Regions from separate parts of the Homo sapiens genome. Here all the other regions are linked to region 2. The links are chromatin loops, found by intact Hi-C in ENCODE. Cell type or tissue: Caco-2. All regions are shown on one strand.

Region 1 (8,000 bases), 140 kb after region 2:
TATATATATGTTTTTCCTTTGGCCAGGTGCTTTGGCTCATGCCTGCAACCCCAACACTTTGGGAAGCCAAGAAGGATTGCTTGAGGCCAAAAGTTCCCAACTAGCATGGGTAACATAGCAGGACCCAATCTCTACAAGCTTTTTAAAAAGATTAGCTGGGTATGGTGACATGCACCTGTAGTCCTAGCTACTTAAGGAGGTTTAGGCAGGAGATTCACATAAGCCCAGGAGTTTGAGGCTACAGTGAGCTAAGATTGCTCCACTGCACTCCAGCCTGGGTGAGAGACTCTGTCTACTAAAAAAATGTTTCTTCCTTTTAACCTACTTATTTTCTATCATTCTTCTTTATTTTGTTTTAATAATATCAAAGCTTATTCTGTATACCAAGTGAGCAAATGTAGATGATGAATTGAATAAAAATAAGTACATAATAACTAAGCAAATCTAACACAAAATGCACAGACACACGCACACGTGCACTGACACACATGCACAGAGAAGAGAAGGGAGAGAGAGGGAGAAAAAGAAGCCTAGGAACACATGAGGCATGTAAATACAAAATAATTAGTGGGGTTATGTGTGTGTGCACATGTTATATTAGTCCTTTCTCTGATTAGATAATGGGTAACAGAATAATACACAATAATTTTGTTTTGGACATTGGTTTTCTTTCCTATTTGCAAATGGCTCTGAAATTACTTCAAATAAAAAGATAGAATCAAAGCAGCTTATTCTGAAGCCCTTCTCCAACATATAGATATCTGCACTACGGCACTATTAATTTGGACACATAACTCCTTGGCCATTGCTCTGAGGCTGAAATGAGGCAGAGATCTAGGCGTTTTGGTGTTTCTGGTATATAATATTTAGGCTGGCATATTCCTTTACCCTGCGTGCTCCCTCTGGGACTGTTTGTTTGTAGGCTATCAGTTTTGCTTCTTCAGGTTAAAAGGAACTGTAAGAGGTATCTGTAATCACAGAGGGCAACAGTGGAAAGGAACATCATAGGTAAGGTTCATGCCCTCTGTCTACTGCTTAAGAGATGGAGGCACAGAGAAGCAGCAGAATGCCTAGTGAAAACAGTAAGTTCTGATAGGGGAGGCACACTCATCACTGCCGATTCTGAGTCTAGTACCCTTCATAATCATGACATCAGTCACTGGATCATTTATATTATGTTTAAGTCACTTCTATAAAATCCTAATCATTGGCTTTTGCCCAGTAATTGTGACCTGTGATCTTTAGGTTTCTCTGTCACATTTTTAGTCCATCGTATCAGCGCATCCTCCTTCCTCAATGACAGGATTAGTATTTATGGTATACATATGAAGAAAAGGAGAAAGTGAAATTTCCTGGAGTGGAAATTTCTGGGGGAGAGATTATTTCAGGTTATTAAACAATTTGTTCTACCATTGCACTATTTCTGGTTATTGAACAATTGTTCTATCAAAAAGATCAATGTAAAACATTCAATGTATCCTCTTAAAATTGCCCAGAGGAAAGATTAGGCATAATTAATTCAATGTTCCATGAGAAAACAAACAGGCAGATTCTGCAAGCAAGACTTCTAGAGGCCAACTGATGATCTTCAGCGAAATGTCATTAAAAAAAGGAGGTTATAGACTTTTAAACCTCTAAGATATTTATAGATTCCTATGGCTTGCTTTAAAATATTAGAGCAAAAAAACTACTGTAGAGGAGGAAATGGGACAAAAAGAACCTGGCAAATTTTACAATTTTAAAAATAGGTGATAGGTACATGAAATTGTGTTTTACTTCTCTGTTAACTTTGGCACGTGATTGAAAATTTCCGTTGTAGAGAGTTTGGAAAAAGAAAAGGTACTTAGGAGTCATAATAACCAAAACCAATGTGCGAACACCCAGCTTTATGAGACCATTTTTAGGACAATTGAAGATACTTGACTGTAAACTTGCAATTAGTTTTGGAAAATTACTTCCAATTTTGTTAAGTGATCGTGTTGTCGCAGAAGTGGACAATGTCTCTGTATTTTAGAGGTACATACTACTGCATGTACAGAAAAATATCATGATCTTTGTGATTTATCCTAAGATGTTAAAGCAAAATATATGATGAAACAATACGGAAAGATGTTTATTGTTAAATCATAATTAAGTGTGTTTCTATTCTTTTATGTATTTGAAAATTTTAATAGTAAGTCGTTAAATAAAGAGAAGTCAAAGGAGTAATATTACAAAAGTGCTGAGGCAAAGTAAATTTATAATTTTGTACCTACATAATCCCTCAAAATTGAGGCAAAATATAAAATTTTAGATAAAAACAATGTAACTCACTCTCCACAGACTGTTATGTTCACTTTTTCATCCATGATACTGATTATCTTTGGCACCTGAACTTTGACCTCAAACTTGGGAAGCACTGTTAATAGAGATAATAGGAATAAGGAAGGTTGGTAAACATTTATTGGAAATACAAATAATTTCAGTATGTCTATAATTTTTCCCAAAATAACACTCTGAATGTTAGATTTACTTTCCAATGTATCAACTTTAAGATGGTAAGGTTTAACAATTCATGCAGAATCTAACTGACTTCTTGAGCACAGCGGGTCTCAGTGACGTTAACAAATGATGGTGGTTTCACTGAAACAAGAAGTTTCATACTTGGCAAAGCGTAATTTGCTACTGAAAATCAGCAAGCTCTTATGAGCTTCTGTGTTCACACCGTCCTAATGGTCTTAGAAGCAGTAAGTCTGACTCTACTGCAAGTTCAACATATCTACAGGAAATTCAAAGGATCTAAGTGAGCTCACACTCTAGGAACCAAAATGTTATGCCTTTTTCATCTTCCATAATCCATACCAAATTCCTCCACGGTGAAGGGGTGCTGTATCCTTCCACCTGATTCTGTCTGTACCACCACCCTGTAGGAGCCCTGAATGGGCTCTGATGAGAGGGGAAAGGACAACTGATTGATGCCAGCTTCTAGCTTGAGACTCTGCCATTGTGCAATTCGATTTCTTCTTGGGTTCTGAAGGGAAACAAGAAACATGGGCGGTAATCATTTAGTCACAATAGTCCTTGAGCAACTCAAATGATTTTGAAGGTGATAATTAGCATTGCCTCTGGAAAGACAAATACAGAAGGAAGAGAAAATACAATCAACCTGACAACTGGGAGTAGGAGGAATTCAGATCTGAAAATTTTTAAAGTAGTTCATCTGTCTAGAGTATTATCAGAACCTCCTACTCTCTAAAAGCACTAATTTCCTTATAAGATACTTTTTCTGATACTTACCTCAAGGTATATCAGTGGAATCTATATGATAAAAGGAAAGAAGAGATGTGATTAGAATTCCAGCAAAGGCTACAATTTCAGACTTGTGATCAAACAACAAACTGAGGAAGAATATTATCTGTAGCTAAATTCAACAAGAAACATAACAGAACTGGAAAAATCTCAGGGAAATTATTAAATAGTTCTAGGATGAGCATACACAATATATTCAATAATTATTATTATGTGTTGCCATTTCCCTGAAAATTATTATTGGTGAATGATATTATTGAATCTTTAAGTATTAATATTATTTGGATACTAAAATTCTCCTAGTGAATAATATGACTATACTGCTTACTTTCATAAGTTGGGAAATAGATATTAATAGAGTTATATGTCATTATGATTTAGACCTAACAGAAATAGAATTCCCAGAATCATTTGGTTGAAAGTAAACCAAGAATATTTCTTCTAATTTCAACATTGTCTATTTTCTACCTATTAAAAGCAGCTTTGTTCCTTTGCACTAATATTGAAGGTAAGTTGAAAAAAGGGAAATTCAATTAGCATAAAAAAGTCTTTGTGTATAATATATTTCTATACTATATGTATCGAATATATAATAAAATTATAATATGGTCTATTGTATATACCTATATATTCATAAAAGCATAATTCTGTGTTGCTTTTTTAATCATAAATTCCTTGAAAGTATGAATAGGAATAGTGCCTTTTTTCTATGCTTCTTTAATATTCTTAATGCAGTGTGTTCAGAGTAACAAATGCAGCTATTGCCAGACTGATTAAATACTGTTATAAGAGAAAGAACTTCCTCATCTCTTGTCCCTCAATTTTTGTTTTGTATAAGACTGCAAATCTGTGCTGAGGCTGGAGCCAAGTTCAAAAACAAGTGTCTTTCATCCTCTCGCTTTTCTTGTACCTTTCTACCTCACTCTGGGTGAGTATTCCCACTCTACCCACAACCCAAACCACAGATAGTGGATGCTTACCAGTTCATTTCGAGGGCGAAAATTTTCATCCACGGAGACAACACGGAATCTTACTGGAAAAGTAGTTCTCCGATAAGATTCAGACATGATAAAGCAGGTAATTTGGGTAATAAGACAGGAGGCTACGGGGCTAGGATAATGGAGACTTTGGCTGTTCAGGTGGCCCTTCTCAGTGTTGCCCCAAACAGTGGAATTTCCCTACTTACCTGTCTGTCCTGGTTTATACATGGGTTTGTCTGTCTGGACAAAGACCAGACTTTGGGTGTTCAGTACCAGAACTGTGTTCCTCTTCCTGAAATCTTGCGTAGGCCCCTTTATCTGGATGCTAAGGAATGCCACCTCTGAAGAGGCTGAGATCCTTGGGAGCTAAAAAGCAAAGGATTTTTTACTACTGAGGAACTGTGCAGTCTTCTCCCTCTGCATTCTTCAGTCATTGCTATTTCCTATCTCTCCTTCAGCTTCACCAAGGAGAAGGAAGGTGTGACTATTTCTTCAGACATAAGAGTGACGATATTAATGTGAGATGGAGGAATGGTATCAGTAAGAGTGGCCATCAATAGAACCCAGATCTCCATGGAGTTCACCTAGAGCTCTAGTTATTAAATTAGATGCCTTTTAACTGAGTATGTATATTCTGAAGCAATGGAGAGAAACATCTCTGAAAAAATATGGGAGAGCATAGGAGCTGAGTTTCCCAAGTTAGGCAACTTTAAAGAGGTACTAGGTGTTTGCTTAGGGTATCCTGCATGTGCAAAAAATTATGTTGCATGCAAAGTTTTTATCATGAAATTTTCATATGATCTATTTCTAGGAAATGTCCAGCCCGATCCTTAAAGAGACAGTTACAATCAAAACTAGAAAACTCCTCTAAGTCATGAAATTTTTGTGGGCAATAGGATTATTATTTAGGAATGAAATTTAGAAGAGTATTTCTTCCTTACTCTGGTAAAAAATGCTTTGTTCCTTAATAGTTGAAAACTCACTATTTTTAGTCCTTTCTGAAGTCCTAACTACATTCCTTTTTTTTTTTTTTTTTTTTTTGAGACGGAGTCTCGCTCTGTCGCCCAGGCTGGAGTGCAGTGGGGCGATCTCGGCTCACTGCAAACTTCGCCTCCCGGGTTCACGCCATTCTCCTGCCTCAGCCTCCCAGGTAGCTGGGACTACGGGCGCCTGCCACTACGCCCGGCTAATTTTTTGTATTTTTGGTAGAGACGGGGTTTCATCTTGTTAGCCAGGATGGTCTCGATCTCCTGACCTCGTGATCTGCCCGCCTTGGCTTCCCAAAGTGCTGGGATTACAGGCGTGAGCCACCGCACCTGGCCCCTGAAGTCCTAACTACATTCTTAAAGTCATACCTTGGGATCGCACACCAGAGCTCCATCACCATGACCTATAGAGCTCAATAAAATGTATCAAGCAGGGATAGCCAGCTGGCACCGTAGCACTCACAGTGAAGGAGACACAGTGGAATAAGTCCTTCTCCGCCACCAGGTCAGTGAAGAGGCTCCTGTTTTCCCTGCCAGACTCCAAGGAAGCACTTACAGTCACTGTCTCATTCAGGTGGCTCAGAAGGACACAGCCCTTCTTAGGGGCCTCAGTGTGGAGCAGGGAGGGGACCAGCACCATATACTGCCTGGGAAAGGAAGAAGTCTAAATTAGAGAAAAACTGATGATAGTAAGCGTTTTCATCCATAAATGTGTTTTCATAACAATATGTATTAATTGGTGCAATCAGTTTTATTCTAAAAGTCAATGGACTAAGTCAATGGAGGTTCTGTCACAGATCAGCACAAAAATTTTATCTTTTACTCATCAGCCATGCCTCAGCCACACAATCTGGAGCCATACAACACTGGAGATTGCTTTCCAAGATGTTACAATTTCACAGGCATTCCTTGCTGTAAAGAGCAGTCTGAGCTCTTTAAACTTTAACTTTGACCTTTAAAAAGAATCTGAATTCTTGAATATATATCCATAAAAGTGCACGCACACAAACACACACACATATATAAAAAATTGGGAGTGATTATTCATTGTAAAAAGGACTTACATTAAAATCTGTCTAGATAAACATCACTTTGGAATGAACACCGTGACTAGATTTACAGAAATTCAACTGAAAGAACTTCAGTAAGCATATATCATTACACAAAATAACACATGTCTATATTGCAAAATCATTTTCTTAATATCAGCAACACTGAAAAAAAGTATTTGCTGTTTCTCTTAGGCTCCTCAGATACAGCTCAGTCAAAGTCAATATTTTATCAACGAGTTTGAAAATTTTGTCAATTATTTACATGCACAACTCCCTGCTACACACACACTACACAAACACACACTGTATTTTATTATCATTTCCCTTTATGCTCAATTTCTTGAGGCAATTAACATTAATAATTTAATATTAGTATGTCCATGTTTATAAACATGTTTGTTTCGAATCACATGGGTGGATAGGTTATCTTTTCAATAAAAAAAAACAAACAGGTTCAGGCTGGGAGAAGTGGCTTATACCTAGTTCCCGGCACTTTGGGAGGCTGAGGCAGGAGAGTCACTTGAGGCCAGGAGTTTGAGAACAGCCTGCACAACATTGTGAGGTCCCCCATCTCTACAAAAATTAAAATAAAAAATTTAGCCAGGTGGCACATGGCTGTAGTAGCAGTTACTCAGGAGGCTGAGGCAAGAAGGATCACTTAAGCCCACGAGGTTGAGGCTACAGTGAGCTATGATTGCACCAGTGCTTTCAGAGTGACAGAGTGAGACCCTGTTTCAAAAAAAAACAAAACAAAGTTTATATGAGTACTAAAAGTCATATTATTTTGAAAAGTCTTTTCTTTTTTATTTAAATTGTTGAAAGTTTTCAGTTTTTCAGAGGCACAGGCAATTTTTTGTGTAAGCCTCACATTCTGGCCTTAGCTTTATTGATGAGTGTCCTTTGTCTCTAATGCCCCCCACTCCATATTTTCCTGTCACTTTCCAGAAGCCTCCAATTCAATATAATCTCTCCACACTCTGAAATCCCATGGGCTGAAAGAGAATGTGTTTTTGTTGTTGCTGTTTTTGAGCATCTGCCACATGACAAGAATTGTTAAGCTGTCTCTGTATTAAGCCATTTAATCTTCCCAGCAATGCTGTAAGGTACATGCATGATACTCTCCATGTTCATGGAAGCTAAAACATGAGATCCTCATCAGTCCCCAAAACTTGAATCCATAACAGATAGATAAAATCCCTGCCCCCATGCCAAATCAGTAAAATCAGTAAATTGTGACTAAAATGTAACTCTTCAAAGCTTTAATGATTCAGTGATTCATGATTCAATATCTGCAGGGTTAGGCCATTTATAGAGTAAATTTGCAAGTAAAAACTATTATTTTCTTATATTATTTTACTACCCTTACTTTCCATTGCCAACATAAACTCTTACTTTTTAAATTGTTTTCTGGACAGGCAATTTGACACAAGAAACCCAATATTGTTGCTTTACAAAATTAATAGGTGTGAGACTAGGAGGAGAGAATCCAAGGATAATTGAGTTGTGGAATGTGGAACTCAAATTTGGTCCCCTCATCCTCCATGTAGTCTGCTCCAGCACACCAGTCTTGCTACATGTGTTTTAAAGTGTTCCTGGGCAAAACTATATGCCATGAATCTCCAGGGCCACTCTGAAATCATCCAAGTTTCAGATGATTTTACTGTATGAGTAGTAAGGTTTTGTTCTCTAGCAGA
Region 2 (8,000 bases):
TGATCTGCCCACCTTGGCCTCCCAAAGTGCTGGGATTACAGGCGTGAGCCATCGCACCCGGCCCCAGCCCTGGCATCTTTAAGTAGCTTTGCTAACTATTCCTGTGTCCTTAGTGGTCTTTCAACTGCTGGGAATAAATAGCCTTTACTGTCAGTGTGAATGGTTCTGAAAACTAACTGCATGATAGAACCACCTACAGAGTTCATTAAAAACATAGATGCCTGTTAGCCCAACGTGGTGGTGGGCGCCTATAGTTCCAGCTCCTAGGGAGGCTGAGGCAGAAGAATTGCTTGAACCTGGGAGCAGAGGTTGCAGTGAGCTGAGATTGCGCCATTGCACTCCAGCCTGGGCAACAGAGTGAGACTCCATCTCAAAAAACAAAAAAACGAAAACAAAAAACAAAAAACGCAGATGTCTGAGCACATCCCCAAAAATAATTAATTAAATCTTTATTGATGAGACCTGGATATCTGCATTTTAAAATAAATTCTACAAAGGATGCTAACCAGATTTTAGAATTGCTGGTATATGTCGCTTCTTTATAACTTATATGTTTTGGATTAATGATGATCTTTTTCGTCACGTGAAGACTATCTTCACAATTAGACTATAAGATTTCTCTAGGTAAGAGACAGTATATTTATATTTCCTGTGGTTACTCGAATATGATTTTGCTTAATTAATATGTCTTGCTTTTGTGAAACACATTTAACTTGTCTACTGATGATGGATCAAATTGTGAATATTATTTCCTTTTTTCATCCGAGAAGCTAGGATTAAATTCCTTTAAATGAATTTGAAGAATTTTGTATTTATAACCAGAGTCATGGGTTGTATTCCAAGTAAAGCTTTTTTTATTTTTTATTTTTTTATGAGATAGGATCTCACTATGTTGCCCACACTGGTTTTGAATTCCTGGGCTTCATATGATCCTCCCATCTCAATCTCCTGAGTAGCTGCCAGATAAAGTTTTTGAAAAGTGTTGTTGAATTGGGAATCTTTTTTCTCTTAGAAAAATAGAATTAATTTTTTTTTAATAGAGATGGGGCCTTGCTATGTTTTCCAGATGTTTGCCAGGTTGGTCTTGCACTCCTGGCCTCAAGCAATCTTCCTACCTTGGCCTCCCAAAGTGCTAGGATTACAGGTGTCAGCCACCGCACCTGGCCATTGTGCCTGGCCAAAAAATATAATTTTAAAAAGACCAGAAAGACTTTTCTTTAGAGGTAAAGATGAATGAGCCTATGTTAAAGTGTCATTGAAAGAAATTATTAATGGTCAGTCGTGGTGACTCACCCCTGTAATTCCAGCACTTTGAGAGGCTTAAGTAGAAGGATCTCTTGAGCCCAGGAGTTTGAGACCAGCCTGGGCAGCATAGCGAGACCCTATCTCTACAAAAAATAAATAAATAAGATGAAAAAGAAGTTATTTATTCTTCGATCATGATGGCAGGCAATCAAAGAATCTTGGAGGCATACTAGTTAGAGCTTTTAACCCCACAGGTCTTCATTGTCCACATCGGTGATGACCATTTTTTTAGTAGACAAGGCAAGAACTTAATGAAGAGAATTACTTTACGTTTCTTGAATTTACTACTGAAGAGTTATAGGTAGCTAATAGCTAATATTTTCGTAGCTAGTGTTGGGACACGGAAACCAACCCCCCAAAATATGGTGCTTTGATGGGCTGAACTGTATAGTATATCTGATATATTTATATAGTGTATAAAAAATCACCTGACACAATAGATGGATAATATATCTGATATATTTATATATCGTATAAGAAATCACCTGACACAATAGATATGTAATATATCTGATATATTTATATATTGTATAAAAAATCACCTGACACAATAGATGGATAATATATCTGATATATTTATATATTGTATAAAAAATCACCTGACACAATAGATGGATAATATATCTGATATATTTATATATTGTATAAAAAATCACCTGACACAATAGATGGATAATGTATCTGATATATTTATATATTGTATAAAAAATCACCTGACACAATAGATGGATAATATATCTGATATATTTGTATATTGTATAAAAAATCACCTGACACAATAGATGGATAATATATCTGATATATTTATATATTGTATAAAAAATCACCTGACACAATAGATGGATAATGTATCTGATATATTTATATATTGTATAAAAAATCACCTGACACAATAGATGGATAATATATCTGATATATTTATATATTGTATAAAGAATCACCTGACACAATAGATGGATAATATATCTGATATGTTTATATCAGATATATTATACATTTATATATTATACATATACATTTATATATATACATAATAAATACATTGTATTATACATATATGTATATATTATACATATACATTTATATGTATAATATAGTTGACATATTTATATATTTATATCGGATATATTGTACATTTATAATATATTTATTATATTTTATATTATAGTATATTATCATTTATAATATATTGTTATATGTTATATGATATATATTTATAGCAGACATAGTAAATATCTATTGTGTTAGGTGATTTTTTATACAATATATAAATATATCAGATATATTATACATTTAAACAGTTAAACACCTAAACAGCCCAATTTTATGTGGATCAGTACTACTAACGGCTTAGGGTAAAATGACAGCTACAGCATAACTAGAATGTTAAAGTGGCATGTCTCAGACAACGTGGATGGACATAAAGTATTTGAGAGAATATTGCATAATAGAAAAAAACATTGTAAAGACTAAAATACTAAATAAGACCTTTTTTTCCCGAGCAATAATTTGCCCAGGCTGGTCTCAAACTCTTGGCCTCAAATGATCCTCCTGCCTTGGCCTCCTAAAGCATTGGGATTATAGGCATGAACCACTGCTCCTGGCCAGAATTCTTGATTAAACAATAGGGTCTAAATAAATTTAAACCCCTTTTATTCTTTTTATTCTTACAGGGTAGACTCAAATATTCTATTTCTTTCCAACTTTATATTCTTGTCATAACAACCCAGTATTCTCTGAGGCAAATGGATGCTTATGACCAACTGGCCTGAAATGGGGGAATATAGGGTTAGTGGTGAGTCACATATAAGAAAATGCAAGAGAATAGCAGTGTATCATATTTCAAAATAAAATACAAACTATACATAAAACTGACCCCAACAAGTATCCATTTCATTTCCTGTCGTGTATCTATATGCTTTCCTGGAAAGAATAAACTTCAGTTCACAAAATCAGATGTAGAAGATACATCACTTTTAAAAATTCTACGTAATTTTAATTCCAAGATTCCCATGCCACCAGGCTGGTGGGAAATCCAGTTTAAGTTGTAATTAGGCCTTTTCTCCAGTATTACATATGAATTTGAGTGTAATACCCCAAAACTTGAGAAGGCCATTGTATCTCCAGTCCACTGGGGCAATGAATAGCTTGAGCACCTGATCATTATAATGACCCAGATGTGTATCTTTTTCTTTTACTCTGCGGTGAGTTTTTCTAAGGGAGGAATCCTATTTTGTTTAATTTTGTATTATAGCATGGGATATTGTGCCTGGCAGATAGTAGGCAATCAGTTAGTATTTCAGGAATAAACACTCTTGGTCAGTGATACAGCTAATGATTTGCAACAAGCATATCCTTAAAGTACCTTTTCAGTAACGATTTCCATATGAACAAAGAAAAAAACTAGAACCAAGAGGTAAAATTATAATCCTGTTGTCTTGTTCCCATAGCCATACTCTGATTTCTTTTATGTTCTGTGCCCTGGCTTGATACTTAATTTGACAGCTAATTATAATGTTTATTAAGCTCTGAAATATACTTTCTCCTGGCCTTTTTGTCTGAAGTTGTTTGAGGTGTCACCATGGTTGGAAGTTAAGAGCATGGAAGCTAGACTTCTTGGTCTTGAATTCTAGCTTTGTCACTAACTTAGTAACTTTGGGCAAATTACATGTCTCTGCTTCAATTTCATTTGTTAAGGTAGTACCTATTTCACAAGGCTGATGGTGGCAGCAGTGGGGCGTCCAGAGCTGCCGCTGCCATCACGCCAGCTGCAGCAGGGAGGGGCGGGCAGCGGCGGCGGAGCAGCTGCGGGAGCCGCAGTGGCTGCTGTGGGACATCTGTGCCTCGCGTCCCCTGTGCCTTGAGACCCCAAAGCAGCCGACTGCGCCGCCACCATCCTCGCGTTGCCGGGTGGGGCGACGTGCTCCCCGGCCAGGAGCCTCCACCGCTCCGGACCCTGGCCCTATGTCGCCGCTCTCGCCCGCCGCCGCCGCGGAGTGGGAGTGGGGAGGAGGGGAACAGTCCTTGGAGCCGGCCCCGGGAGTACTCCCGGAGCCTGCCGCCCTGGAAGCCGCCACGATGGACCGGGCTGAGTCGCCCGCCGGAGGGGAAGCAGTGTAGTCGGGCACGGAGGGGCAGGCAGAGAGGGGCCCCAAGGCGGAGCTGGGTCCGGGGCGGAGCGGTGTTCGCACACAAAGCGCTGGGGCTGGACCCAGGGTTCGGGGCCAAGGCGAGAAGTGGGAGCGGGGCCCGCTTTGGGGACCCGGACAGCGGTGTGGCCACCGCGCACACCTCCGACAGCGCCGCATTCCTGGGCCTTGGGAGGAGGCTCTGAGTAGGGCCGCCTGGGGCGCGTCTTCAGGGTCCTCCCGGCACTGGGGTGACCGCCGAGCTAGACGCGCCTGAGGGCTGAGCCCCAGGGCTCGTGATCTGCTCCCGGAGGCGCCCCCCAGGCAGGGCCGTGAGCCGGGCGAGGGAGAGTCCTGGGCTGCCCCTGAGCCCCGGGGCCACGGGAAGAACTTGCAGCGACGTCATCCCTGCCCCGGACACAGTCCCGGGCCCAGGGAGGACCTGGAACATTCCCTTCCTCCCCCCCCCCCCCCCCGCCCCCGCCCATCAGCCCAGCCTGCAAGGAGGCGCCACCGGACCTGCACACTCAGGAGCAGGTGAGCCAGGGACAAGCAGGAGCCCCGCCCCTTCCGAACTGGTGGAGCAGGAGCTCCCAGGGTGCAGCTGCAGCCACCTTGCCGCGGCTGTGGACATTTTCTGTGCTCTCAGAGGCCCAGCAAAGTCCCCTGCCCACTGCAGGCTCCAGGGTGCCTACTCCGGCTGCCTGGCTTCTCTCCACTGTTAGCACCCACTCTGAACTCAGAGCAAGGTCGGGCCGAGCCTGGGTACTGTCACAGCCTGGCCGAGCGTGCACACGCTCAGGACAGTGCTGATACGCCAGCCCCCTGCCGTCTCGGCCCCCTTTGGAACTTGGGCACCAACAAGCGTGGGAGGGAGGCTGAGAGGGGTCTGAAGACAGCTGGACACTGACTTGCAGGCGCTCCTTGGCATGAACAGCCTGGGAGCAGGAGGCAGACAGGTTCCTGGGTGGAAGGGGATGGGTCCCCAGTGAAGTCCCACCCTCAAGCTGGTGAGGGCTTGAAGCCTGCAGACCAGAGAGGTAACTTGTGGTGCTGCTCCCTGGGCCCACTCATGGCTGCCCATGGACCAATCAGCATGCATTTCCTCCCTCTGAGGCTCATAAAATCCCCCAGACTCAGCTAGATTGGAAGAGAGGATGGGAAGACAATGGATGACCTACCTGTGGAGAGAAACTACCCATTCCAGAACCTCCTCTCTGCTGAAAGCTGAACACTCAATGGGAAGACCTGTTTGCAGAGAGGAGCCAGCCACTCCAGGGTCTCCGTTCTGCTAGAAGCTGAACACTCGTTGGGACACCCTTGCTGTGGAAAGGACATCCTTACTGTGGAAATGAGCTACTAACTGCAGGTCTCCTTCCTCTTCATCTTCCTTATCCTTCTGTTCCATTGCTCAGTAATGCTCCTCTTCATCTGTCTCATTCTCCACTTGTCTGCTTGATGCAGGAGCTGAGGAGCTGCACAGCAAGGTTAAAAGAGCTGTAACACAAACAGGGCTGCAACATGCCCCTTGCTCCCCACAGGGAGAGAAGAGCTCTGGCCCTCGGAGAAGCCCAGACCTGGGAGCTCCTTGAGCCCGGGCTGTGACTCCCTCTTTGGGGCCCTGGTTGGCGTCACTGCATTCGCCAGTGCCACTGTTGGAAGCTGCTTGTGATGCGCCTGGTCCAGGGGGAAGCTGTTTGTTGTGTGCCTGGTCCAGCCACCTCATGGAGAGCCTGTGCTGGCACCTGGAGCTGCCCAACCTGGGCAGCAGCTTGTGTGTGTGACTGCACAGTGGCCACGCTTGCTCACACACCCCTAGCACACCCCTCTGCTCCACCCGTCTCAATCTCCCTTGGATCCGGGATCCAGGTTGGTAGCAAGTGCGAGTGGGCAGAAGCAGCCCAGTGGGCCCAGAGCAAAACTCAGGCAAAGGTGCCACTAGACTGGCCAGGAAAGCGACACCCTAAAGATCCCATAATGCTGATATGTTAATTCTATTCTATAAGCACCACACAGAAGTGATAGCTTTTATTTCTTATTTTGTCTAGCCTGGAGACAGAGCTAAGGATTCCTTGAACTGCAAAGTCTTTTCCAGTTCTTAGTTTATACAATCCATACTCACCTTCTGCCTAACTAAGCATTGTCATTTTTGTGCCAAATGAAGAGTAGGACTCCTACGATTGTCCTCAGACTCTCTTGGCTCAATCCTCCTGCTTTAACCTTTCCTACTTCAAAAACTCCTGAAGTTTTGCTTCCCCTTCTATAGAATGGAAATATATGTCGCAATACTTACTGCAAAGAAAATTATATATTTTAAAAATAGACTAAAGAGATGTTGTGAGACATCAGACATCAATCAGATGTTGTGAGAACTGATTTCTGCATCAGAATATCTCCTTGACTTTACAGCTATCCTTTAATCCTGGCTCAAAGTTCCAGAAGAAAGATGATCCAATATAATACTCCTATTTGGACTTTGAGTCATACACATTCCTTCTTCTGAGAAAACGTGCTTCTGCATGAATCCTCCCTTCATTATTTTCAGCTCATCTATTATTGAATCTGAAACCCCAGGTTAACTGACTGATCACTCTCATCAGTGGCAGATTTTGGTGTAACATAGGACACATCACTCCCAATTCAGGTCAAGTCCCAATTATCTTGCCTCTCAATATGACATGTTCAATGTTGTATTTCATTCTACTTCATTTTAATGTAAAAAGTCTTTTCTGGTGAAGTCAGTCTTTTATTTTCTCATAAAAATTCACCCTTTGGGTTTTTCATAGGGTATTCCCATAACCAAACACACTTTACACTTTCCTAGTACATAACCCAATACTTTCTTCTTTCCCCACAGTCCTTACATGAAGCCTACTCAGACCGACATCACTGTATCATTTTTTTGTATTCTGAAGTCCTTCAGCACTTGATTCCTTTAAGTTTAATCTTGGTATTCTATTGGGAATCATATGGAAATGTACAATGATATTTATTGAATGAACAGGAAACAGGGAAAGACATTGACCAGAAAAAGTGTTTATTCATCAAGTCTTTAAAGATACAAAAACACGTGTCTTCTGTGGAGCTCTGAGAACAGGACTCCAGCAAAGCACTTTTCAGCCTTGTGGTCTTCAAGCATTTCCAAGATCTGTGACATTGGAAAGAAAAAAAATTAAGACAGATTTGGGTCTCCATGAGCAGAGAGTATTCTTTCCCTTAGTTCTGGGTAGCATAGTGCCCAAGGAAACCTAATCAGTACAGTGGGAAACCAAATCTATTCCAAATCATTACCCATAAGCAATCCTATGGACTCTCTGAGGTTTGACAGAGTCAGCGGCCCTCTCCAATAAATGTGTTTTTCTATAATAATGTGCAGTGTGAGTAATTTGATGTTTTTGACAAATATTTACCCAGCGTTTTATGAAGGAGAAGGTTTGGGGGGCAAGCTGAAGGAGCTCTGACTGCCTTTTGGAGGAGTGTGAGTGGCTTACCTTTGCTGCAAGGAGCATTGTACTCAGCAATTGCAAACTCATCTGAAAAAAAAAAAACCAACAAAAAACCAGAAAT
Region 3 (8,000 bases), 58 kb after region 2:
TTGTGAAAATGTGATTACAGTGTCACAGTGGGAACTGCTTATTGAACATGTACAAAATCCCTTATTTTTGGTTAAAGTTAAAGCAGTCTGAATGCCACTAGCTTGATGAGATCTGCTGTACTTATAGAGACTATGGATTTATCAGTTTATTGGGCAAGCTGATGCCATGGAAATGGATGATAATACCCACGTAGAAGATGTTGATGAAAAGAGAAAAAGAGCCCAAGACAGAGTTACAGGGAATGCTCTTGTCTAGGCAATGGGCAGGAGCACCCAAGTGGAGCAAGAAGGGCCAATTAGAGAGGAAGAAACACAGGCAGGAGAGTGTGAGGTCTCTGAGTCCCACGGAAGGGACCGCTTTAGTAAGAGAATAGTCAATAGAAGATTGCTACTAGACCAGAATGATCATGACTTTATACCAAGGCATCAATGTTAATAGCACACAACATTTTAAAAAATTATTACAAATGATGGTATAATTTTATAATGTATTGATTCATAATGTAACATAATTTAAATGGTTTCTAAGACGCTAGAAATAAGTGAGCATTTACTTGGATTAATGACTTAAAATAGGAGGGATTAATGTTAATAGCATTCATTTGATGCCTCATGATAAATTACAAAGATGATCTGTAAAGGTTGTCATTGATAAATTCCTGGCTACCCATGTCAAGTGCCGCTGTGAAATCAAATAATTGATTGATTTTTTTTTTCTGCTGGGTTTAAGGACAAGGACATTGGGATTCAGCTGTTTCAGTGCCGGTGTGGGGCAGAAGCTTGCTGAGGGTGATGGGGAATGTGAGGAACTAGAGCCAGTTTGGCAGTTTGTCTGAAGGGGAGAAAAACAACAGAGCAGTACCTGACGGAGATGCCAGGGTGAAAGGAATATTTCTTTAGGTGGAAATAAACTTGAATAAGTTTGAATGAAATATTGCTTCTAAAAATGCTGAGTGGGAGGTACAAATGACAGGGGAGAAGTTGAGCTTTTTGGAGTGAGAAGGGATGATCCCAGAGGGAGGTCTCTGAAGGATGCATGCAGCAGATGTATTAAGAATGTGGGTGGAGGAATGATCCTTAATGGGAGAGATGCCGCATTCATTATAATCACAGATAAAAAGGAAAGTATTACTAAAATCGCCTTTCACCACGACAGAGCCTCCTATTCTTTAGGAGAGGGAAAACGAGCTTGAGAGAAAAAATAACTGGACCAGTTAGTTGCCAGGACACCTGAGCCCTACTTCTAACTTAGCTGTGTGGTCCTGGGTAACTCAGTTAACTGCTCTGAGCCTCAGCTTTCATGCCAATAGTGGGGCAATAATATCTGTGGTCTCACCTTAATGGGGTAGTTTCATACAAGATGCTAGGTGTAACACAGCTTTGACATTCTGATCCTTACTATACCAGTGTAAATTAATTTTTATAGTTTGAATGCTAATGGCTGAGGATGACATCTATTTCATCTCTGTTCTGGGTTTCGCTATAGGAACAGCATCCATCAGTGTTTCCAGGAAAAATCACCAATTGGGTTACCTGAGTAGCAAGTTCTTGACAGAAAAGGGAGCACACAATTTGAACCAGTTCTATACAGTTTTGAAGTATTTAGCAAATACTGCTAGAAAGCTGAGGTAAAGGGGTAGAGCGAAAAAAAGGAAGGGAAAAAGATAGTCCATGGAAAAGAAAGTAGAAGAGCAAAATACAGGAAAACACATAACAGTAAGAACAAACAAGGAATATTTGGGAAATGAGAGAAATTAGGATTAGGAGGTAGGTGGGCCTTAACAAAAATAAATAGAATCAAATTTTCTCCTTGTATTGCTATAGTGCTTCCCAGGAACTGAATATAACTTATTTAATTGTACCAATTGTACAGTTAGCGCACATTGTCCTTGAAAAGAGAACACTTAAGCTTCCCATAGTCCTGACAGTGACGATAATGACAATTTCATCTGGTTACATATTAACTAGTATCAAAAACAAGCTCAGTAGGTGGCATAACCATATTCACCCTATTAGAGGGTGTACTGGCTTTGTCTTTGACGAAGTATCTTGGGCAAAATCTGCAGTGAAGGAAATATATATCTACAGAGATGTACTCAGTGATCAAAGAGCAGAGTTTTTCTCATTTGTGCTATCCCACTAACGTGTGTGTGTGTGTGTGTGTGTGTGTGTGTGTATTTTTTTTTTTCAGAGACAGGGTCTTGCTCTGTTGCCCAGGCTGGAGTACAGTGGTTAGATCATAGCTCAGTGCAGCCTTGAACTCCTAGGCTCAACTGATCCTCCCATCTCAGCCTCCCAAATAGCTAAGACTACAGGTGCACTCCACCACGCCCCGCTAATTTTTTTCTTAAGCTTTTTATGGAGACAGGGTCCTACCATGTTGCTCAGGCTAGCCTCAAAGTCCTGGCCTCACGGGATCTTCCTATCTCGGCCCCGCAAAGTGTTAGGGTTACAGGCATGAACCATCATACCCGGACTTTCTGCTTTTTAATGAGAAAAAATATTTGAATATACAAAGATAAAAGCACATCCTCAGGTTGTTTTCATTCTAATATGCCTCCATCATTTCTCAAAATTATCAAAAAGCACTTTGGGAGACTGAGGCAGGTGGATCATGAGGTCAAGAGATTGAGACCATCCTGGCCAACATGGTGAAACCCCGTCTCTACTTAAACTACAAAAATTAGCTGGGTGTGGTGGCGTGCGCCTGTAGTCCCAGCTGCACGGGAGACTGATGCACGAGAATCGCTTAAACCCGGGAGGCAGAGGTTGCAGTGAGCCGAGATCACGCCACTGCACTCCAGCCTGGCAACAGAGCGAGCCTCTGTCTCGAAACAAACAAACAAAAAAACAAAAACAAAAAGAAAGAAAGAAAGCGTTTTATCTTTTTAATCAGGATACACTTGGTCCTTTAGGTTTCTAAAGAGGACTGATTTCCACACATAATCCATTTTATTAGATCCTATGTTTGCTACAGAGGAATTAGTGTTTGGACTAAAACAATTTACTACAAACAATAGAATTCAATGGCTGTCCTAACATATTTATACTTTGGGGCATGCCGAAGTATTTTTGTATAATGAATCTGTCCCCATTGTGAATTTGCTATGTATATACATTTCAAATTTATAGATACTATCTCATCAACTTTCTAAAATGCCAACTTACCTTCTCACTAGCAATGCTTATGTGTATATATTTTCCCAGCACTCATTTAAAATTTTACCAATCTGATGGGGAGGGGAGCATGATCTATTTTGTCTTTTCTTTTTCAAGTTCATGATTACTGGTGATGTTCAGCATCATTGTCACTTGTAGGAACCCTGTTGCTTATAATTTATCTTTGTTTAACTTTCTTTTTGTTTATACTGTATCTTTATTTTCTGATTAAGAAATCCTTCTGCATATGCATACTGAAATTGTAAAAATATTATCCTGCATTTTTTCCTACATTAAGTATTTGTGTTTAGATTTTAATCTTCATCTGCAGTTTATTTTGGAATAGGAAGCAAGGTGGGGGAAATGTTACAGGATTACTTTTCCTTTGATGAACAGAAAATAAGTGTATGCGTGTTTGTGTGTGGGTTTGCACAAGGTTGGTTCATGACCCTTAACCATAGGAGCCCCTTTGTTCACTGTAGTGCTCATGTTCGCTGTGGAACTTTCCAGTGTCAGAACTTTCATTTTAGAGAGTTCTACTTAGTTTGGGAGCAAACACTGGGGTTAAATTTTAAAAGTAGGAAAGATAAAGTTGTTTGCCAACTTTACTTAATTACTCAGATGATGCTGATGATAATGAGGCTAACAACAATAGCTACAACAGTAACAGGTAATGACAGCTAGCAATTACGTAGTACTTACTATATAAATGGGCTAAGACAAGTTCTAAGAGATTTAGATGTTCCAATTTTTGTTATGCTAAAAGATTATTTTGCTAATAGTTGAACTGTCGGTCCCTAAACCCACAATTTACAGTAATATTATAAAAATTTATTAAAAAGTAATTATGGAATATATTGTATAAGGTATTATTGAAAGTTCTCAAGTTTTAAATAGTGTAGCTTTCATAATTCATTTATTTTCAAAGCAAGTTATACATACGTACTCTCATTATTTAATTTAAAGTAATGCAGTATAATTTGAAGGTTAAATTACAAGTTATTTATAAAGAAAAGGGTATAAAAAGGCATGGTATTTAAGATGTAAGTATCAAACTGGTTTTTGACTTTGGCAGTAATTATAAATAACTATTTATTAATTAGACATCATAATGTAATTTTTTCCATGTAATTAAAGAAGTGGTATAGACTGCTAACATATTTTAACTTTTATTAGAAAATAAAACATGTTAATTTTTATTAGATAAAATAATTTGAATATATCTTGTTACTGGTACAAATATTTTAGGACATAATTTTATAAATGAATTTTAAGTGACCTTATTTAATCTTGTATATAGTAGTTCCCCTTATCCGAGGGGCATATGTTCCAAGATCCCCAGTGGACACCTGAAACCACAGATAGTACCTAACCCTATATATACTATGTTTTTTCCTATACATACATACTTAGGATGAAGTTTAATTTATAAATTAGGCTTAGTAAGAGATTAACAAAACTGATAATAGAAGAACAATTATAACAATATGCCAACATCACTACTCTTGAGCTTTGGGACCATTATTAAGTAAAATAAGGATTATTTGAACATAAGCCCTGCAGTATTGAGATAGCTACTAAGTGACTGGGGTGGGGGTTAGGGGGAATAACAGCAGCATATACAGCATGGATACGCTGGAGAAAGGAATGATTCATATCCCGGGTGTCAAGATTTTATCACACCACTCAGAATGGCACACAATTGAAAATTTATGAATCGTTTATTTCTGGAATTTTCCATTTAATATTTTTGGACCCTGGATGACCAAGGGTAACTGAAACCACAGAAAGTGAAGCTGCAGATAAGAGAGAACAAATATACTATCTTTCTTGCATAAAGCACATCAGCAATACTAATTGACTACATTTCTAGTTTCAGTTTCTTCCTTGTTTGTGAAGCAATTAGAGTATTTTCCTAGATCCTTTACATTATCCCTTAAACTTTATAGTAATTTCCTCTATGCCTAATTCAATGGCTTTTTTTTTTTCGCGGAAAATGCAAGATGAGCCTAGAATATCTTATCCTACCAAACAGAAAGGATGCTGCCAAAGACTATTAGGGTTATGTCGAAAGGACTCAGCTGCCGCCCTTAACCCATTTCCTATTTAGAAAAAAAAAGTGCAGCTCCCTGCCAGCATTCATTTAATTTTAGTAAACACATTCTTTGAGGCTGGAGCAAATCTGACTGATTTTCAATGTGAAAATAAAATATAAAAGCTGTTCTTGGAGTTATTTCTAAACAGAACTTGTCTCTAATCCTAGTGTAACAGACATGTATGTGATGTTACCTTAGGATCAGAGACAAGAGGATTCTCGGGGCAAACGGGAAATTCATTAAGATGTTTCCACTTGCCAAAGATGGGATACCATTGATGGTAGCCGCTGCTGCCATAATGTTGGCTGCAGTGGAGCCGGTGGGAGCTCCGTCCCTTCTGAGTTGGGGCCAGAGCTCCCCGGTGCCGCTGCAGCTGCCCAAACCGAGGCTGCAGACCGCGGCCTCCTGCTCTATGGAGCAGGTAGGAGCCCCGCCCAAACTGCGGCTGTGGATCTGAGCCTCCCTGTGCTCTTGGAAGGGGCTGGGAGCAGGCAAGATCTACACTCCCCGTGCGGCTGCAGCACCCCGACCAGTGGCTGCAGACCTGGGCCTACTGCTCCACTGAGCCAGAGAGAGCCCGGGACAAGCGGGAGACCTGCCCATTCCCAGTTGGCTGCGCGGGAGATTCCCTGGTGCAGCTGCGGCACCCTCACAGGTGCAGGTCCAGGCATCTCTGCAGCCTGCACCCTCGAGAGCCGGGAAGACCCTCCCCTTCTCTCGACCCTGCAGGCTCAGGGGTGTCTGCTCCCATTGCCTGGCCTTTCTCCTCTCCCAGAGCCTGCTCCAATCTTGGGGCTGAGCCCAGGGGCCATGAATGGCAGCGGGAGGCAGGCAGACTCCTGGGCAGAAGGGGGCAGGTCCCCTGTAAGGCCCCACCTTCAGGCCAGGGAGGACCTGAAGGTTGGGATCCCGGCAGTCAGTCCCTAGGACTTGTGGTGCCTCCTTTGGCCTGCCTATGGCTGCCCATGGATCAATCAGCAGGCATTTCCTCCACCCCATAAAAGCCTCGGGCTCAGGCAGAGCAAGAGAGAGGATGGAGGGACAGGAAGACCAGTTGCAGAGAGAAGCTGCCCTCTCTGCTAATAGCAGGAGACGATGGGACAACCAGCTGCACAGAGGAACTACCCTCTCTGCTGAGAGCTTCAGAGACCTGCAGAGACTTCGGGACTACAGTGCAGAGAGGAGCAAGGAGCACCCGCTCCAGGGCCTCCTCTCTGCTGAGAGCAGTAGATGTTGGGAAGACCTGCCTACGGAGAGGAGCTACCCACTGTGGGTCTCCTCTGAGCTGTTCTAAAATTTAGTAAAGCTCATCTTCATCTTGTCCTTCACTTGTCTGGGTACCTCATTCTTATTGTGCACCCTTCACTTGTTCGTGTACCTCATTCTTCCTGTCATTCTTCCTGGATGCAGGACAAGAGCTTGTCGCCAGCCGCAGAAGTTTCTGGCCAGAAAATCGACACCTCAAAGCACTAGGTAATACCTTGAGTTTAAGAAATACAGAAAATACAATCAACTTAAGCTCATTAAATATATTTAAATTCATGAGTTAATGATATATTTTTAATCCAATTGATCACATTATTTTCAATTGACGAAAAATTATGTAGACATTGTGTGCAACATGTCATTCTGAAATATTATACATTGCAGAATGGCTTCAATGGCATTTTTAACGTATTCCTCTCCATGGACTCTTTCCAAAGACTTTTAATCTAGGTTTTAGATAAAAACTGAGTTTTAAAATAGTGCGTGTATGTATATTTTTTGTTTGTTTGTTTGTTTGTTTTTTGAGATGGAATCTTGCTCTAACGCCCAGGCTGGAGTGCAGTGGCACAATCTTGGCTCACTGCAACCTCCACCTCCCGGGTTCAAATGATTCTCCTGCCTCAGCCTCCCAAGTAGCTGGGACAACAGGTGCTCACCACCATGCCTGGCTAATTTTTGTATTTTTAGTAGAGACGGGGTTTCACCATATTGGGCAGGCTGGTCTCAAACTCCTGAGCTTGTGATCCACCCACCTCGGCCTCCCAAAGTGCTGGGATTACAGGCGTGAGCCACTGTGCCTGGCCATGTTTATATTTTATAAGTTCGTGTACTTTATTCCTCAAATTTATAATTACAATAATGCAACTGGCATAACAGAATATACCACAATCATACAGGGTGAGCATATAACTCAACTGTTAGGAGCAAAAGTATGTAGAAATATTAGAGATTATTATTAATCACAGTATTTAATATTGTACTAGTTTCATTTTCTGAAGTGGAGAATGTTATTTCATCCGGTGAATCTCTTAAGACCTAGCATTTTTACTATAACTCATTTGAATGTTATATAAAATATATTCTCTTGAAACTTTATTTCAAAACAGTAACAACTTTAGATTTCATATTTAGGACACAATGTGTATGAAGCAACTTTTCAAGTGACACAGGACTTTTTGAGAGGAAAACTTGAGTTTGCTGTTTCTTCTGTGGCTCATTTTATAAACCAAGCGAGAGTCCTGGTAGAGGCTTAATTTTTTTCAGAAGAATGCCTAACTTACCTGCTGCCCATCTGATTTCTAAATATGGAACTTTCCGACATAGCAATTAAGAATACAGGGACTCCAGGTCTTTCAGTGGGCTGCTATCTAGCCCCCATCCAAAGCTTGACTAACAGAGGTGATGTGTATAAAATACCATACTGCTCCAAGCCTAGAAGTTTCTTTTAAGTATGGGTGCTCCCTCCCTGTTCTTGTCTCC

Evidence for each region. Hi-C counts contacts between places; a loop is a spot of excess contacts. Peaks named below come from ENCODE experiments on the same cell type or tissue, not always from the same donor. Only the 100,000 strongest peaks of a DNase experiment are listed, where the experiment ranks them.
Region 1: a loop joins it to region 2, with 3 times the contacts of the local background. A loop is called at or near these places in 2 of 110 quality-filtered maps.
Region 3: a loop joins it to region 2, with 6 times the contacts of the local background. A loop is called at or near these places in 16 of 110 quality-filtered maps.

What each region holds. Positions count from the first base shown.
Region 1 is chr12:9,198,051-9,206,050 of GRCh38, forward strand. PZP (PZP alpha-2-macroglobulin like) reads right to left here. Exons shown (of 36, transcript NM_002864.3): 2 at 5,718-5,901; 3 at 4,475-4,634; 4 at 4,269-4,321; 5 at 3,277-3,297; 6 at 2,842-3,010; 7 at 2,314-2,398. It also overlaps a transcript of KLRG1 not described here. Among named protein-coding and RNA genes, the nearest start is that of PZP, 6.3 kb to the right of the region's middle. In Caco-2, no CTCF peak of the experiment used is centred here; no DNase peak of the experiment used is centred here.
Region 2 is chr12:9,060,259-9,068,258 of GRCh38, forward strand. It overlaps A2M (alpha-2-macroglobulin), which reads right to left. Exons shown (of 36, transcript NM_000014.6): 35 at 7,925-7,966; 36 at 7,450-7,581. The coding sequence ends at 7,565. LINC00612 (long intergenic non-protein coding RNA 612) reads right to left here and starts at 4,812. Exons shown (of 3, transcript NR_034140.1): 1 at 4,010-4,812. It overlaps A2M-AS1 (A2M antisense RNA 1), which reads left to right and starts at 4,919. Exons shown (of 2, transcript NR_137425.1): 1 at 4,919-4,970; 2 at 5,568-7,797. It also overlaps a transcript of KLRG1 not described here. RefSeq lists silencers at 4,148-4,197, 4,258-4,307. In Caco-2, a CTCF peak has its summit at 4,042; DNase peaks (open chromatin) are centred at 4,073, 4,353 and 4,973; H3K4me3 peaks cover 1,865 bases.
Region 3 is chr12:9,118,709-9,126,708 of GRCh38, forward strand. It overlaps a transcript of KLRG1 not described here. Among named protein-coding and RNA genes, the nearest start is that of A2M, 6.8 kb to the left of the region's middle. In Caco-2, no CTCF peak of the experiment used is centred here; a DNase peak (open chromatin) is centred at 3,613.